Linked DNA regions of Homo sapiens: region 1 is linked to region 2. A link is a loop called in an ENCODE intact Hi-C map of the cell type or tissue named here. Cell type or tissue: right lobe of liver. All regions are shown on one strand. Links, peaks and the distances in the headings refer to the core of each region. The heading gives the core; the rest is flanking DNA. Region 1 overlaps MYMK (myomaker, myoblast fusion factor). Region 2 overlaps FAM163B (family with sequence similarity 163 member B).

The links. Peaks named below come from ENCODE experiments on the same cell type or tissue, not always from the same donor. Only the 100,000 strongest peaks of a DNase experiment are listed, where the experiment ranks them.
Region 1: a loop joins it to region 2, with 3 times the contacts of the local background. A loop is called at or near these places in 19 of 110 quality-filtered maps.

The regions. Positions count from the first base shown.
Region 1 is chr9:133,519,920-133,522,818 of GRCh38, reverse strand. MYMK (myomaker, myoblast fusion factor) reads left to right here. Exons shown (of 5, transcript NM_001080483.3): 2 at 2,531-2,645. Among named protein-coding and RNA genes, the nearest start is that of MYMK, 3.6 kb to the left of the region's middle. RefSeq lists an enhancer at 2,407-2,899. In right lobe of liver, for the core only: no CTCF peak of the experiment used is centred there; a DNase peak (open chromatin) is centred at 1,468; H3K4me3 peaks cover 396 bases; H3K27ac peaks cover 2,500 bases.
Region 2 is chr9:133,587,782-133,590,680 of GRCh38, reverse strand. The region is part of intron 1 of FAM163B (family with sequence similarity 163 member B); the gene reads left to right. Among named protein-coding and RNA genes, the nearest start is that of FAM163B, 20 kb to the left of the region's middle. In right lobe of liver, for the core only: a CTCF peak has its summit at 1,068 (motif pointing left); no DNase peak of the experiment used is centred there; H3K27ac peaks cover 457 bases.

The DNA.
Region 1 (2,899 bases), core at 166-2,665, 68 kb after region 2:
CTGGGACTCCAGCCTGGGCTAGGGCTAGGAAGCCTCTTGGGCAGATGAGAGACTGAAGCCCAGAGCAGAGCCAGGATTTCTCTGCAGGTCCCATGGCCTTAGCGCAGGGAGAAAAGCTGAGGTCTTGTTCTCAAGGCTCCTGTTAGACCTAGCCCAGCAAACCACAAGCACCCACCAGGCCACACCTCCCTGCCTGGGCCTAGGCTGGCCCCGCAGCTGCCTCTGCACTGGTCTCAGAGGCCCCACCCTGCCCCACCCAGAGTGGCAGGGGCAGCTGCCTCTTGTGACAAACGTCTTCTGAACTCAAAGCCACACTCAGTCCCTCCCAAAGTTCTGCCACCCGCATGGCGTCCCTTCCCTTCCAATCAGGCCCCTCCCGTGACAATCTCCATCTCTGTGCCGGACACCTTGCTATGGGTGCAAACCCCACGGAGACAGTGTGCTTGTCCCCACACAACAGAGGAGGCCCCCCCCCGACAGCCACTCACCTGAGCCCCCACTGGGAACATCTGCAAAGTCAGACTCCCCGAGCCTGAGCTCTGACCCCCCAGGCCCTCAGCCGCACCCACCCCACCAGTGCCCCGGCTGGGCCAGGTCTGCCCCCTGCACTGCAGGATGGGAGGAAGTGGCCAGGTGCCAAGCACTGCTCTGTTTCACCTCTTTGGGCAGGCAGTGCTGCTCTGAAGTTCACTTTCCCCATCTGTCGAATGGAGCTAAGTTCCCACCATTGGGAGGAGCCAAGGGCCTAGTGGCAGAGGCTCTGGGTCCCCAGGGTGAGCTGGCTGTCCTTTAGAATTCTCAGAGCCTGGCGTCCCCCTCCCTGAACACATGCAGCAAGCACTCTATGCTGGGAGCCGTCCATGCAACTGGGACCAGACAGAGCCATTCCTGCTCCTGGCAGGGCAAGGGCACAGGCCTTATCACAATCTCACAGTGAATGCCTTAATCACACATGACCATCTGTGCTACATTGAGGCACACAGACAGCAGGTGATGGGGCTGGGGTGGGGGATGGGAAGAAGCCAGGAGAACAGGAGAACAGCCTAGGGCCGGAGTCTTCCTCGCTCCTCTTTCCCACAGAGGTGTAAGCACCTTGATCAGGCCCCTCCTGAAGCTTCCCTGTCCCCAAGGTAAACAGTCATGTCCACCGCTGGTCACCCTCCTCTAGCCGCGTCTTTCCCAGTCTCACTTCAAGAAAGGTGCACCACACAGAGCTCGGCATAGTCTTCTGGATGAGCCTGACAAGAACAGAGAGAAGCAGGACCGCCGCCTCCCTCATTTTAGATGCTGGATCCCTATTAATGCCTCCTAGGTGCACCGTCACTTTAGGCCGTGTACAATTGCCATCAGTAGAAGCACTCCACTTTGACCCCGAATTGCCTGCCCCCCAGATCACCCAGGGCCCCCGCTCCCTCTGTGCTGTCCCTGTCGCCTCCAGACACGGGCTGCTTTCCAGCACGCCTGCTCCTCCCGCTGAGCTGGGCTGACCAAGAGTCCACCGTGCTGTTTCCCAAGCTTGTTTGTGCCAGTTGAACCTGTCAAAATAATTATGTCATGTAATTAAATATTACCTAAAATGATGAAATGCGAATGCAAAAGGAGAGAGAGTTGTTTTCCGTAGAAAAGTAGTTGACTGCTTTGAAAACACTCCCTATAAGCCTTTTGCCTTAAAAATTGCCATGAAAGTGGGTGTTGGGGAGGCGACGACGAGAGTATAGGGCAGAGATGGATGAGCCTAGGGGGCTGTGTTCAGCTTCTGCAAGGGGGTCTCAGAGATCTTCGTCCACGTTAAGGCAACAGAAACCAGGAGCTACAGCCCGGCTCTCAGTGTGGGCCCTGCCAGCCTCAGCAGTGCCACAGGGAATGTGTTCAAAATGCACATTTTCTACCCAACCCAGCCCTCCCTAATCAGCAACCCTAGGCAGGGCTCAGTAACCTGTGTCTAAACAAGGCCCCAGGCGTTCTGATGCCCACTCAAGCCTGAGAACGCTGCTGCAGTGTAGACCAGTCATCAGAGGGGTAATTTGTGCAAGAGAAGGCCCCAGGAGCCCCCAAAGAGCAAAGGAGCCCCCAGAGAGGCTCTGACCTCACATCCAAAGATTGGCGAGTGAACACGCAGCTGTGTGCTTCAAGGAAGCACAGATGCTGAAGGTCCGGGGAGAGCCGTGTAGGGTCCCTCCCGGAGACCGCCCCACCTAAGCGGGCTTCACCTGAGTGACCACTCAGTCTCCGCCCAGTCCTGCCAGTGCAGATGAGCGAATTCTGCTGAGGTGACATTGAGTGAACCCTTGGCACACCCCAGCCCCTAAACACCTCGCTGGCATGTGCCACTTAATCCCCACAGGACCCTCTGCGGGAGTGCTCGGCAGTACCCCCATTTTTCAGACGGGGAGACTGAGGCACACAGTCATTAAGTGACTCGCCAAAGTGACTTCTCACAGCCAGCAAGTGACCTGGCACTCTGGGGGCCGTGGCTCGGGGACCAGCTCTGGCCTCTTTGTGCTGTGACCACCTGTGGGTTTTCTGGCAGCTCCACCATGCCTGCAATGGACCCGGCTTGTCTGTGCTGTGCTTCATGCGTCACGACATCCTGGAGTATTTCAGTGTCTACGGGACAGCCCTGAGCATGTGGGTCTCGCTGATGGGTGAGTGGTCAACCCCTGCAGACAAGCCTTGCGGACAAGGACCGGCTCCCCAGTGTCCGCACACCCAGCCTCAAACCAGTCCCGCTGCAGCCCTCTATCCCCACTCACTCCCAGCCCCAGGAATGTCTTCCCTTGTCTGGGTTTCAGGGTTGTGCTTAATCTATGAAAAAGAATATGCACCTCTTAAATGCCCTGATGCCGATTTTTTATATCCTTTTAAAATGACTCATTTAGTAAAAGCTTGTTGTGACACA
Region 2 (2,899 bases), core at 126-2,625:
TGTCCCCACTGAGCAGAGAGTCCACCTGCTCCTGTCCGTAAGGCTGAGTCAGCGAGGGCTTTACTGAGCATCCAGGAGTTTTCTCGAACATTATCTCAAGGTGCTGGGCCATTTTGGTGGGTAAAGGCCTGGAAGTGCATCAAGCCTGTGCTTCCTCCCTCTTTGTGCCTCCGTTTCCTCATCTTTGCATGAGGATGCTCAAAGTGCCTGCGCCGGCTGTGCCTATAGGGTTCACTGAAGCACCGGGGAGCCCCCAGCCCAGCACGGGACTAAGTTATTTGTTTACTAAACGAGAGCTCTGGTCGTTCCAGCAAGTCCTGGCCTGGCCCTCCCTCCCGTCCGCCTTCCAGGCCCTGAACTGGGACCAGGAGCTGGGCTCAGTTCGAGGAAGAGAACGAAAAGAAAAGAAAAAAGGAAGGAAGGAGAGAGAGAAGGAAGGAAGGAGAGAGAAGGAAGGAAGGAGAGAGGGAAGGAAAGGAAAGGAAAGAAGGAAAGGAAAGGAAAGAAGGGGAGGGGAAGGGGAGGGGAAGGGGAGGGGAAGGGGAGGGGAAGGGGAGGGGAAGGGGAGGGGAAGGGAAGGGGAAGGGGAAGGGAAGGGGAAGGGGAAGGGAAGGGGAAGGGAAGGGAAGGGAAGGGAAGGGAACTTAAGTCCAGCAGCAGAGAGGGTTTTACGAACCCAACTTCTGCACATTGGTATTTTTAAGGGAGACAAAAAGCCAGCCCCGTCGGCAGCTGAGCTGGGACTTGCCCGGGGTTTTCAGGCCCTACCCTCCCACCCCCCATTTCCTGACCCACGGCTGGGAGATCGGGAAACTGCAGCCCAGAATGTTCTTGGTGCATCTCATCTGCCTTTTCCTGGCGGCCTGAAGCCCTGGCCTGGCCTACAGCTCTGTGCTGCTGTTCCCGCCCCCTGGGAAACACTGGGGATCAGCTAGGTGAGGGTGGGGGTCACGAGGGCAAGACCCCAGCTCACTCAGGGCCTGCGGTGCAAGTGTGGGCCGCGGCCCCCACTGCATTGAAATCAGCACCAATGCCGCCCTACTGTGTGTGTGCGCGCTGTGTCGCCCCCTGGTGGCCGGAGGACTGCAGTGGGAAACCAGGTTCTTGCCTTCATGGGGCTTAGGTCTGATGCAGGGAAGGCGGTGAGTTTACCCCGTCCCTACAGGCAAGCTGAGGGTGGGGGATGGAAGGAAAAGGAGATACATCAGATTTGATGTGGCACACCATGTTCACCCCTGGAGCCCTCACCCCTCACCATGTGACCTTGTGCTTTTCTCTCCCCATGCTAGACTCCTTGGCTCTCTTGTTTCCTTGTCTGTAAAATGGGCATAATAATAATCTTTGCCTTGGCTGTCCCGGCAATTGAAGGAGACATTGGTGAAGGGTGCCATGCCCTCCTGGCACAGAGATAGTGGTGCTTGGCACAGGATCCTGTGCTTATTATTATTAAGAGGTATAGGGAGCCATGCAGGGTGTTTGAGTGAGGCAGGAACCTGTTCAGACTTACGGTTCAGGAACCCCAGTGGGGCAACACAGGATGGCACGGGCAGGAGCCCCAGCTCACGGGATTTCCCAGGGGGTATTTTCCGGGGGTATTGCTGAGCATTCTACTTGTTGAAAAGCAGGTTTCTCTGCTGTATTGAAATCATCAATGTCAACAGTTGTAGGGCCTGACAGAGAGACGGGGCCTGAACCACGAGCTTCTTCAGGGATGTGCATAAATATTTCAGACCACGAGGTGGTCAGAACAGGAGAGCAGGGGTTTCTGGGAGAGGCTGCTGAGCTCAGCATCCAGAAACCCAGTCCTTTTCCCTTCTCCCATCTCCTCTACCAACAACTTGGCGCCCACGACCATTCAGGGTGACTGGCCTGTGTCTCACTCTGCAGCAGATGTGCCCGGTGACCCTGGGCAAGGTCCCCTCTCTGGGGAGCACAGCCACCCAACTGCACAATGAGTGGGTCAGCAGCATGCTAGATCCCTCAGCATGCTAGATCTCTCAGTATGCTAGATCCCTCAGCATGCTAGATCCTTCAACCTGCTAGATCCCTCAACATGCTAGATCCTTCAGCATCCTAGATCCCTCAACATGCTAGATCCCTCAGCATGCTAATCCCTCAACATGCTAGATCCTTCTGTACCATTGAGCCCACCCCCACCCCAGAGTTGGGATCCAACCTCCTTGGGCCATGCAGCCCAGGTGTGCCCTCTTCTGGGCAAGCAGGACCTGGAGCCAAAGGTGGCAACTTCAGGCCTGACAGCAGCGGCCACAACTCAAGCTTTATTTTTGCAAGTTCTTCCCCAAATCTTTCTGTTCAAGGTCCTTAAGTAGCGTGGTAGCCTTCCTGACAGAAGGGCCCCACAGGCCAGGCCTCCCACCAGCATGATCTATCTGAGACCCCCATGGCACTGCCTGCTGCTCTGCCCCAGACAGGGCCAGTGGTTCCCCCATCTCCCACGATCCCCGACTCGGTCTCAGCAGAAAGGGGCTGGGACTGGTCAGTGATTTTTGAACAGGGTCTGCAATTCCCTAGTGCCAAAGCAGGGAGTGCTACTGGCTTCCCCACTGCCCAGCCTCACAGCTCAGGGTGCGGGGACTTCTCACCTTTGCCTCTGTGGCTGCTCCTGGCTTCCTGGGCAGATAGCAGCAGTGAGGTCCTGGTGAGCACTGGGCTCCCACCCTCCCCTCCCCTCCCCTCCCAGGCTCGCCCCCCGTTCGCGCCCCCGTTCGCCCATCACCTTTTTCTCTTTTCTCTGTCCCTTCCCTATCTGCTCCAGGGGCTCCCAGGGAGATCCCAGGAAAGAGCTTCAGGGACCCCAGCCTGAGAAAGTGGGGTCAGTTAGACTGGGCAGAAGGTGAGGTTTGAGGCAGGCCTGACTCTTGGGGTGATGGTCTGAGTG